2 separate regions of the Homo sapiens genome follow, and region 1 is linked to region 2. The links are chromatin contacts, found by Hi-C in ENCODE. All regions are on one chromosome and are shown on one strand. The core of a region is the stretch at or near the end of the contact, and the rest is flanking DNA. Distances in the headings are between cores, read along the strand shown. Region 1 has its middle 130 kb from the start of IL15. Region 2 has its middle 24 kb from the start of LINC02432.

The links. Hi-C counts contacts between places; a loop is a spot of excess contacts on that map. Pooled maps may share reads with other maps.
Region 1: a loop to region 2 is called in a map with no recorded cell type, with 6 times the contacts of the local background. The contact joins two enhancer-like sites. A Hi-C loop is called at or near these places in 10 of 37 single-sample maps with no recorded cell type and 3 of 50 pooled maps.

Annotation. Positions count from the first base shown.
Region 1 is chr4:141,766,781-141,772,505 of GRCh38, forward strand. No RefSeq gene overlaps it. Among named protein-coding and RNA genes, the nearest start is that of IL15, 130 kb to the left of the region's middle. Within about 2 kb of position 2,336, at least 2 of the 41 ENCODE cell types and tissues checked have a DNase peak (open chromatin) inside an H3K27ac peak, as active enhancers do.
Region 2 is chr4:141,306,029-141,312,172 of GRCh38, forward strand. No RefSeq gene overlaps it. Among named protein-coding and RNA genes, the nearest start is that of LINC02432, 24 kb to the right of the region's middle. Within about 2 kb of position 1,348, at least 3 of the 41 ENCODE cell types and tissues checked have a DNase peak (open chromatin) inside an H3K27ac peak, as active enhancers do.

The DNA of each region.
Region 1 (5,725 bases), core at 1,086-3,585, 460 kb after region 2:
AGAAGCCTGACTAACAGATTCATTATCACAGCGGAGCATGATTTTACAGTACTGTAAATGTGTCAAACTGGTTAAGCCACGGGACTTAAACCCTGTTTTGTTATGGTGCCTTAAACAATGAGAATATTCCAAAATATTTAGTCAATATATAATTATTATGAACTCACAGAGACATAACCCTACTCAGAGGTGCTTTCCAAACACCCTAGAATATTGAGACTAATTTGTTAACAAACATATTCTATGTCTTTTATATAAATGAGCATTGAACTTGGAAGTTCTTAGAACTAGGCTTTTACTTAAGTGATATGCTTTTTGCATAAAACCTTCCAAGCTAATTTTAAACTTTAAATGAAAGAATAATTATTACAGGTGTTTAAAATATTGGTTGAATTTTTATTCAAAAATACTTCCAAATTACATTATTTTTAAAATTTACCCTCAAAAGTTGATGATTTACTACCATTGAGAAATTTAAGAATTCTATTTGTAAGCCCTTATATTTTTCAAACAACTGCACCTTTAATTTAGTTGAAAAATATTAAAGGAGAACTTTCAAAGTAACTAACACTATGATGGGTGCAGGAAGATAATGTGAAAAATATGCAACTCCTGCTCACTCTCATAGATTTCTTTCTGACTATAGGCCCCCCCGAGCTTTCTTTTCTTATAGCATTTACTTTAGAAAACTATTAATGACAAATTCTTTCTCTGCCACTTTGGAATGAATGTAAATCTCCTTAAAAAGCCTACTGCCAGGTTTACAACCCAGGGCATGTATTCCTTAAGGACCTTGGAGTCATCTCTTTGAAGTGTAATCATCCAAAAAGATAGCACCCCTTTCTCTCAGCCTCCATGGTGAGGTAGAAACTTAACTTCAGTGGCTCCTTGCTCCAAGTTGTAAAACTACCACCTGTCCTGAAGACAGGAGAAAGCTTACTTTCTCTTTTGGTTAGGCCAATTAGCAAACACAGATGACATACAAGTCCCCCCACTCCAGCTCCTAAAAACTTTCTGGGCTTTTGTTTCCGTGGATTTGAGTTTAGTCTCTTTTCCCTCTTGCAATTGTCTTGAATAAATGATAGTCTGATTAGTCTTACACAGCCTTCAGTAAATAGAATTTATTAAAGTAAAAAGTGTATTTTGCTTTGTCCAGTGCAATTTTTTACATTGACAACCTTTTGGACAATGGTTTTATAGGTAAGAGGGAGGGGCACTGGGTACAGATGATTAATTATGAATCTATTGCTATAATGCAGGCAGAGCTATTGGGAATAAATTAAGAACTTAGTGCAGGAAGAGGCAGAACTAAGAAATACCAAGGGGGTAGAATCTATGGGACTTGGTGACCATGGATTTTTAAAGATAAGAATGTAAAGTGTTATTTAGGTTTTTGGCAAGGATCAAGTCTTTTGACTGGATGAATTGTGGTAAAACTCCTGATAAAGTGAACAAAAAATTATTGAATGGGCCGGGCGTGGTGGCTCACGCCTGTAATCCCAGCACTTTGGGAGGCTGAGGCGGGCGGATCACGAGGTCAGGAGATCGAGACCATCCTGGCTAACACAGTGAAACCCCGTCTCTAATAAAAATACAAAAAAAAAAAAAAAAAATTAGCCGGGTGTGGTGGCGGGCTCCTGTAGTCCCAGCTACTCGGGAGGCTGAAGCAAGAGAATGGCGTGAACCCGGGAGGCGGAGCATGAGAGTGTGCAGAGATCGCGCCACTGCATTCCAGCCTGGATGACAGAGTGAGACTCCGTCTCAAAAATAAAAAAAAAAAAAGAAAATAATAAAAAAAAAGAAAATTATTGACTGAAACAGAGGTAAGTATATTTTTCTTATTCCAACTTTCTGGGTTGATGTTTGAAGATCCCTACAAGCTATATACCTCAAGCAAGGTTCTTCTACATGTATTGAAGGTGTAGTTTGTAGAGAAAAGAATGTGGTAGTAAGTAATGTCGGCAGACCTCATCTTGAGATAAATGGAAGTCCTCTCACATAGTTCTTTCTTTCAGTGCCCACCACGAATTCTTGTAAATATACTACTGGTTCCTGAGGAGTATTAGGGGATAAGCACCTTGCACATGACCTCCATATTGATCAAGGCAATCTCAACACTTTTATTATTTGATTAAACTTAATTCTGGAACAAAGAGTCCATTTTAGAGATATTGGCAAATAACAGCATTGATCAAATTCGTGTTTTCTGCATTTTTCAACCAGAACATAAAGCTCTCTTGTCTCCAGGGCCATTCTCTTTATTTCATCAACAGACGGTGTCACAGTCAATTTCTGTGCTCTTGTACTGGCATATAAAATCTAAAGCAGCTATCCAAGGGTGCATTAAATATAAAATGGCTGAGTCATTCTGTCTTACACGGAAACATATGGGAATCTTTGCTTCCTAATAAAGAAAACAATGGGGGTGGAGGCAGCCACCACGGGATTAATCTGAATCACAAAGCTTCCAGACTCACCAAACAGCTTGAAATGTGCAACAGTTTTAGGCTGTTAACTTTCAAATATAATGAAATTTTGGAAGGGCAATTTTATTTCACAAAAATTTTCAATAAACTCCCTCCTCATTGACCCCCAAAAGCCCATATGAGCTCCGCAGGTTAATGTTGTTTCCTTTGACCACTCTTACTAATTATGTTCAGTACACATTTTCTTTCTCCGAATGATAATCTTGTTTACTTCCATATTTTAGCCATCTCCCATCCCCCAGAGAGATTCAAAATGAATTAAATTTCATGCAAATGAATGGAATGAATTGATCTCATCTTCCCATCTGAATCTTACAGGAGTCAACCTGATGTGGATGAGGTCTTTTTGGCTCTCTCAATCACTAAACTAACCTGAAGAATAAGGGAAGAAGTACAAGAACAGAGAGCAAATTCTTTGGAACTGGGATGGTTTTTAGATTCCAGAAGTTCTGTCTTCACCTTAGGGACAACTGAAACGAGTGTCTTCATATTCCCTGGGACTGGATTTGAGCAGTTGCAGGATGACCTACCCTATTCCAACTTGAGAAAGCAGAGGAGAGAGAAAAAAGTTTTGTCCTTTAAGATGTAAACTTATAGAAGCTTATTCTCTGAGAATTTATGCAAGCTCAATATTAAAACCATGAGTTAGAGAATGGAGCTGTCTTGACCGTATATACCCTCCTTCCCCTGCTTTCCACCTGTCCTCTTCCCTTTTTCTTTCACTCCTTCCCTCCCTCCCTCTCTTCCTCCCTCCCTCCCTCCCTCCCTCCTTCCCTCCCTTCCTTCCTTCTTTCCTTCCTTCTTTCTTTCCTTCCTTCCTTCTTTCCTTTCTTCCTCCTTCCCTCCCTCCCTCCCTCCCTTCTTTCCTTTTGTCTATCAGTCCTTTTGTCTGTGCTTCCTTCCTGAGTGGTTGGAGACCATTAAGGTGTCCTTCTTTCATTTGATGATGCTCAGCAAATCATTGAGGCCTTTAGAACATTTCCAAGCTGATAATCTAAAAATTCAGTTTCTCACTAAAACCAAGATAAACTTCAACCCTTTAAGGCTTCTAGTAGAAATCCCCATCTTTGAAGGACTATACATAAAACACATTGATGGCATTATTTACTATGTTCTAGTTCTGAAGTATTGAGAAGTAGTTTATTTTTATGTCAGTTGTCATATAATCAGTGCCCTCTAATGAAATAGAAAATTCTTCCTTCTTTATTCACTGTTCAGTATCATAATTCAAAATAACAGGACACCAAACAACTGGGGCTCAGGAACATATTTAAGTAGAAAGAATGTGCAAATCTAAGTTGAAGAGTGGAAAACGTTGGCTAAAACTGAAATGGTCACAAAACGCTATTTAATTATCACGAGTACTTAGGAATGAACTGACAGCAGACAGTTTCATTTTCCCTGAGAACATATACCCTCCATTCTACACATGCATCAACCACTTGCATTTTTCAGATCATCCACACCAGTCCTTGATGGAATAACAGCATAGTTCAGTTCTGTTTATGAAAATTCAATGGATGGCAGCACAAGAAGTTCACGCTGTAAATAATGGAAGAAAGAGAAAAAGAAAAAACTCTGCAGATAATAGACTTTCCTGGCCTGAGTCTGATGCATATTGCTGACCTAACAAGTAGTTTTATTTTATGCTTGTGAGGTTACTATCCAGTTACCAAAAGTATGCTTCTCTCTCAACTTCAGGCAGGTAAATGCCACGACACCCTCTTGATGTAGGACATATAAATGGTTAGTCTCTTGTGAATGACTTTAAGGAAGTAAAATACATTAGCTTGGTGCAAAAGTAAGTGTGGTTTTTTTGCCTAATACATATTTAACCTAATACATATTTAACAGCTTTCTTGGGCAGGTTAAGCCATCAAGAGAGCAAACAGATTCATCTAATAGTTACTGGACTTTAGCAAAGTGCTAGGTCCATCTGCTTGATGGTCAGACATGCCTGTCCTGAAGTGTAGAATAAAATGCCTTATGTCTAAATTAATATTATAAGATACTTTAATAGTTTGTACTATAAACTAATAATGAATCAACCTTTAATAACTTGTGCATCTCAAGTTATTAAGGTTATTAAGTTGCTATAAGAAACTTGAAAATTACCAGATCATCTTTTGTCACAAATTTTTGTTTTTAAAAAGCACAGAAAATTCCAATAAATTGTAAATTCTAAGAAGAGGAATAATATTTAGACTTACTGAGTTTCATTCACATTTGTTTCCATGTATGTAAGTCATATTTTTCTGGGAAGGGCAATGAAATAAGGAGAGATAATAAACTAACCAGTAGTTTCAAGACAGCATTTGTATATTTGAACTCCTATAAGGCTGTGACTGTTTCATTTTTATGCAAAGTATGTTATGTTAAAAAAAAAAATCCAAATGTACAGAACCGAATCATGGCTCAAAACTTGAAAGGACTACCACTCTAACACTAATAGCCCTATTATTACCAATGTAGATTTTTCAGTTATTACTATGTATAGGGAATGCAATGTTTTCTGTTTAAAAATGTATGCTTTTTAAATGAGCATTTAAAAGTCATGCTCTAAATATTACCAAGATTTTCTAATTCCAGAATCTTTAAGAAAGTCTTCTGGGTCAAAAGGGAGATTACGAAAAAGTTTCAAGGTGCTAGCAATGTTGGTAAGGGAAGAATTGAATGTGTAAACAAGCATGAAATGCAAACTGGAGCAGTAACTCCACGTATGAGGCAGAAAAGAAACTTAAAAAGCAAACAAAAAGGTGGTTTGTTTACAGGAAGAATAAAATAGAAAATTGTGCTACTCTAAATAGGAAGTCACTGTGGTTTTTCACGTGTAAAAATGTAGACATGTTACATGGTAAGGATGTTTTTCTTCTTGATGTGGATCAAAACAGAAGGGAAAGTATGAATGAAAAAGCATATGGAATAGGAGGCATATTTCTTTTGCACACTATCTAAAAGGACTGAAATAGATATAATAGAATATTTTCAATTTTCCCCTTGTCTCCTTTTGTTTTTAATTTTCTCTTTTTTTCTTGTTTTTATGTTTTGTTTTGTTTTGTTTATTTGCTACCTTCATACGCGTCCCCCTCCCCCCACCCCCACACACAGACACACACATTTTGCTTAACCAACAAACCACAGGGCTTGCAAGAGCCATTCTCGGTAAGTACTGTTATGACAGGGATGGGGATGGAATTGCACTAACAATACTGAGTGAGAGGCACAAAAAAATCCCAGAA
Region 2 (6,144 bases), core at 98-2,597:
GGCAACTCTTTCTAAAGCTATTTTTGCTTTTTTATACATTAATAAGTGATATGCTCTCTCTTTACAAACTATTAGTGAAGTAAAATAGATTTCTCTGGCTTCCAAAACAGAGAAAATGATACTTTGAGATGAGGCAGTTAGAAATGAGGCATGACACAATAGCTAATAGATTTTGTTTTCTGTCTTGCTTTCTTTCCCTCTCCTACCTTTCTATATTGCTTCATACTGAACTATCTTTAGATATAAGAGTGTATACTAAACTCTGTTTACTCTAAAATCCTTTACCATTGTATACACTTGCATTATAGTAAGAGTATGAGCATCATTTTGTATTCTATGTTTTTCCAGTATCATATATACAGTAAATCTATTATGTCAGTCCCTGAAATTACCATTTTTTGTTTGTTTTGAGATAGGGTATCACTCTGCCGCCCAGGCTGGAGTGCATTTGTGCTATCTAGGTTCACTGCAGCCCAACCTCCTGGGCTTAAGCAATCATCCCACCTCAGCTTCCTGAGTAGCTGGGACCACAGGCGTGCATCGCCACACGTGGCCAATTTTTGTATTTTTTGTAGAGACGAGGTTTTGCCATGTTGCTCAGGCTGGTTTCAAACTCCTGAGCTCAAGCAGCCCACGTGCCTCGGCTTCCCAAAGTGCTGGGATTACAGGCATGAGCCACTATGCCTGGCCTGAAATTACAATTCATAATGGCTTTATAGTAAAGCATTGTAATACTATATTGTACTTCATATAACAATTTATTTACTGCTTGCCATTTGTACTTGAGTTTTTCCAGTTTTTCAGTATATAATAATGAAATATGACATGGCTCTAAGCATCTTTATGTAAATTACTTCATTGTCTTTGTGTCTATTTTTTTCATGAAATATTCCCAAATAAATAATTATTGAACTAAAATGTAATAAAGGATATTTTTAAAATGGTAACCAGCTGCCAGACTGTTTCTCAGAAAGCTTGAACTGATATTCCATACCATGGATAATATTTTATCATAGCAATACAAAGTTTAAGCACTTAAATTTTTTTTTTTTTTGGCCAGTTTGATAGATGTAACTTACTCTATTATTTAAATCTTTTCATCTTCTCTGCGGTTAAAATAGAATGCTTGTAAAATTGGGACATGAATTTAGGGCAGAATCAGAGTGACAGCTTTCCGACAGATGACCTCTCCCTCATCAGTGTTATTTTCCAGTTTCTTTGGCTCATTTTGCAGTGAACAACCTAACAGGGTGAAAGTTCCAGATACTCTGACAAGGTGATGGTTTTGAAGAGAAGTTCTGCTGCTGGGCAGAAGAGGGCACTGTTTGTTTGTACTGAGGCAGAACAAACCCTGACCTGTTTAGAGAGAGCAATCACTGTCAGAGCCAGCTCTTCACTTCACACTTGTGGTCCTGTGACCACTGTGGTGGCGACCGCAGCTCCTTCCATGCATGACAAGTCCTGTTAAGCATTGAATTTGTTATTATGCACTGAGGTCTGTGAAGTTCCTGCCTCCTAGAAGACCAATGGAATCATTTACACTGCTGTCACCGAGGAGTTAGCACCCAGGCAGTTGCCTACCACAAGAAGGAGGGCTGGTTTGCTCCAGGAGACACCAGCCGGTCCGGACACCTGCAAGACTCTGGGGAACCACAAGGTTAATTAGAATTTGATGAGCAGTGAAGGTCAGGAATTTAGAAAGGCTGGAATAGCAACCAGACTAGGATTGTAAGAACATTTTTGTTAAAATTAAGAAGTAATACCCAAGATTTTTAGGCCAACCACATTTCTGTATTTCTTGTTTTTTTTGTTGTTGTTTATTTTTTCTAGTTAAAAAAAGTCACATAGGAAATGTACAAATGCATTATTATTACAAAAGATTAAATCACACTATGAAGTGCTGAGCAATCTGTATTCTCTCTTTGGCCTCTTCATTCCACTCACACTCCCTTTCTCAAAGGCCACTGCTGTTAATAGTTTGATGACTTTGTTGTGGGCCTTTACAGACACAGGTGCATACACTGTACACATATATCTTTTTTTCTCTCCAAGAGTGGGATCTTGCCATACATATTATCCTGAAACTAGTTTTTTCCCCCACTTAACCATAAATCGTGTCACTGTTTCCATGAGTTCAAATTGGTCTTCTTTTGCATAACTATCTGTAATATGGATTATCATGAATTAATTAACCATTATACTGATGAAACATTAAGGTTTTCAATTTTCACTATTACAAATAATGCAAAGTGAATGTTCTTGTGTTTGTAACTCTGTGCACAGACTTCAGTGTTTCTGTAGGATGGATGCCAGATGTAAAATTGCAAGGTCAAATTTTATGAGCACTTAAAGTTTTAATAGATGTGGTCAAATTGCCCTCCAAAAAGGGAGAAGGTAACTTCTATTTATTTATTTTTACTATACTTTAAGTTCTAGAGTACATGTGCCAACGTGCAGGTTTGTTACATATGTATACATGCGCCATGTTGGTGTGCTGCACCCATTAACTCGTCATTTACATTAGGTATATCTCCTAATGCTATCCCTGCCCCCTCCCCCAACCCCACGACAGGCCCTGGTGTGTGATGTTCCCCACCCTGTGTCCAAGTGGGGAGAAGGTAACTTCTTAAAGTTATTGATATGTGCAGTCACGAGAGTGTTTGATGGTGCTAAACAGAAGAAACTCTTATGTTGTAGGCCAGAACCTTCAGTGGGCTGATTATATTTGTACAGTTGCCTTTGCTTCACTCCAGTGAAACCATTATGGACTCTTTCCTAAATGAGAATCTTGGGGTTAGTATAAAGACCTTCTAAACTGCAATGGGCCTCTGTCATATTTTTCTCAGGTTTGGGCAGAGGGTTAGGATAAAGGAAGGAGCAAAGTGTCTTCTTGACCTGCAGAAGAGGTTCGGGGGAAATGCCTTACACATCAGCAGGGGCCATGAGAGCAGGTCTTATCTGTGATGCCTCATATCTGATTCTGCTCTTGTCTGCCTACTGTCCACACTATTCTTCGAATCATAATTAGATCACATCGCATTCTGCAGAAAGCCTTCTAGTGGGCACCCCTGCAGGTACCTTGGCTTATTAGGCCCCTTTACACTCTGACCTCTTCCCCTGAGACATCATATCCAACTAGGCTGCCTTGTTCTTCCTGCCCCAACCCTCACCTCTCAGCCCACTGGCTTCATTTTGGCTCTAAACACACCAACTGAGAAAGTGAAGGGACTTCAAGTAGATGTCCCGGAGGGCTCTGAAATGTGCCCTCTACTTTGGGAAGCCTGATAAATCTAACAGAATGCACTGAATCTGATTGGGGCCAGGAACTGGGAAGAACAATGAAAGGGCTAAGTGTTCCTGAGGTAGAGCCCTGAGAGCATGGTCTAAGGGCTGCGCCAGTGTTTCCCTGGACCAGATGTGTGCCGGGGGAAGAGATTTTACCTGGGGACCAACAGGGAGGAAAATAGGCCACAGAAAAAAGAGGCCAGTAGGGACTGCTAGTATGGACATGCAAAGTAGCCAGGAAAGGAGTTGCAACCAAGGAAACTGCAGGTGAAGGAAGTCCCAACAAGGAAATCTCTGAAGAGACCTTGAAAGAGCCTCATGTAGGAAAGGGATAGCTTAACATCTGTCTACTCAGCCACGACTTCAGCTTTAACCATCTGGTAGGCCCCCAAAGCCCAAAGAAACTTCCCAGCCAAGTAACTTTGCTAACTCTTTCTCTTTATGCACACCTCTTTATCTCCCAGCCCAGCCTTCACAAAGCAGAATACTGATTCTGTATTGTGGGAGCAGATGAGCAGAGAGAGCAGACAGCAGGAGGACTGGGCTCACTGGCCACCCCTCCACCACCCGAGCCATGTGAGCTGGAGAGGACATTAAAAGCAAAAATAAATAGAGAAATCTAGAGGCTGGGTTTCTCCAAGAGACTGGACTGTCAAACTTCCTCATTGAGACTGTGCTTTACACAGGTGAGCAGAAGGTTGCATCCTCTGAGAGTTGCTGGGAAGTTAGGGACTTGCCCAAGCCTTGGTTCAGTTGCAGAGTACTCCCACTCCATCGTGTGCGAAGCACACTTCTCAATCTTGGCTGTGTATTAATGTCACCTGGGAAACTTTCAAAAATCCCAATGCCTGGGCTATGCTACAGTCCAAATAAATCACAACCATTGAGGGTAGGGTCTAGGCATTAACATCTTTAAAGAGCCCACATAAATTCAAGGTGCAATCAAATGGTGAGAGATAAAAATAAGGTTGCCTTTAATCATAACTAAGAGATTGTTCCCTATACTAAAAATATATTTGTTTTTATATTAATTCCAGGGCCTTTATAATTCCTGAACTTTTTAATGTACAAATTACAGATTTAAAGGTAAATTATAAACTTTAAAAATATTTAGGTCATCTGTTACTTAATGCTATAAAGAATACTTTTTGAAAAGGTGACAAGGGCTTATCTACACACAAGAATCTAAACTATGTCCTACATCGAGTTGTGAGAAGGCTAGCTAGACCCCAAATTGCAAAAGTAGAATATGCATTAAGACTTTATCATTATGCTATAATATGATGAGACATACTCTAATTTACCAATATATATCAGGTTGATAATGATTTTAATATCAATGGATGTATTAGTTAAGGTTCTCTAGAGAAATAAAACTAATTATCTATATCTGTATTGACATAGATATTTATTATATAAATTGCTTATGATATTACAGGGGCCAAGAAGTTCACAATCTGTTGTCTGTAAGCCAGAGAACTAGGAAAGCTGGTGGTATAATTCAGTCTGAGACTAAAGGCCTGAGAGCCAGAAGTGCCAATGTCTGAGGGCAGAAGAAGCTGAATGTCCCAGCTCAAAGAGAGAGAGCACATTTTTATTCAGACCCCCAAGAGATTGAATGATGCTCACCTGCATTGGTGAGGGAATCTATGCAGTCTACTGATTCACATGCTAATCTCTTCTAGAAACATTCTCACGGACAAACCTGGAAATAATATCTTACCAGCCACCTGGACATCCCTCAGCCCAGGCAAGTTGATACATAAATTAACCATCACACTGAGCTTCAGTAGCATCACAGAGAGTTTTAATTGGATTTAGCTCTCTTCCTCCATTACCAGAAAGAAGTACCTTGGAGAAAATGGCAGTTTGGCAGAAGTAGCAAGAACCGCACTTGTGATGTATTTTTTTTTTTCATACAAACTTTCTCTCTAATGGTACTTATTAATTTCCAAAAGCCAAATATTTGTGGTCTGACTGCATCAGAATCACTTTGGGGACCTGTTAAAAATACTGATTCCCTAGTCCAATCCCAGAACTCTGGTGCCAGCCTTTCTGGCAGTGAAGCCTGAGGAGTGATGCTCCCACGTGGCTCTGATGGCCAGCCGCCTTAGGGCAGCACTGGCAAATGCTGGCTGATGATGAAACCTTAGACTAAGAAGAAATCTGGTGGTGGGGAGAGTACATTCTTAATTAGGGAAGAAACTACTGGCTGTTAAAAGGTGATATTAGTGACTTTGTCTTTGCAGATCAAACTGCCTATGGTGCCATCTGAAAGATTCCTCCATGAATATTTAGGAGGCACTGGGAGGGTTTCCTGTATTTTTAGTGGGGTGGTGGGGAAGGGGTCACATGGTGAATTTTCACAGCAGTTTTCTTAATCTGATTGTATGTTGAAATGATTTGTTATGGAAATAGGAAAGAGGAAGTACTGTAGTCTCTCACGTGGACTCAACCATATTTTTTTAAAGTAAGATTTTCCTTTTTGTAGAGATGGTTCTTGCTTTGCTGCCCAGGCTGGTCTCGAACTCTTGGCCTCAAGCAGTTTTTCTGCCTCAGCCTCCCAAAGTGGCAAGAAACACTGTGCCAAAGCCTGAGCCATCTTGTGGGACATGGACTCCTGTCTTTCAAGAGTCTTTCATCATCTTTCATGAGCTCCTTTCATGTCCTTCATGAGTCTTTCACCATCTTTCCCCTCAGTGTAGTACAAGGAAAGAGGAACAAGCTTAGCAGCCAGTGATGAAATAAAATCCTGCTGCTGCCACCCGCTAGCTGTGTGACTTTAGCCATGTTCCATAACCTCCCTGAGCATTCATGAATTCACTGGTCAAGCAGGGTTAACTTCTCACTGGTTTTGTG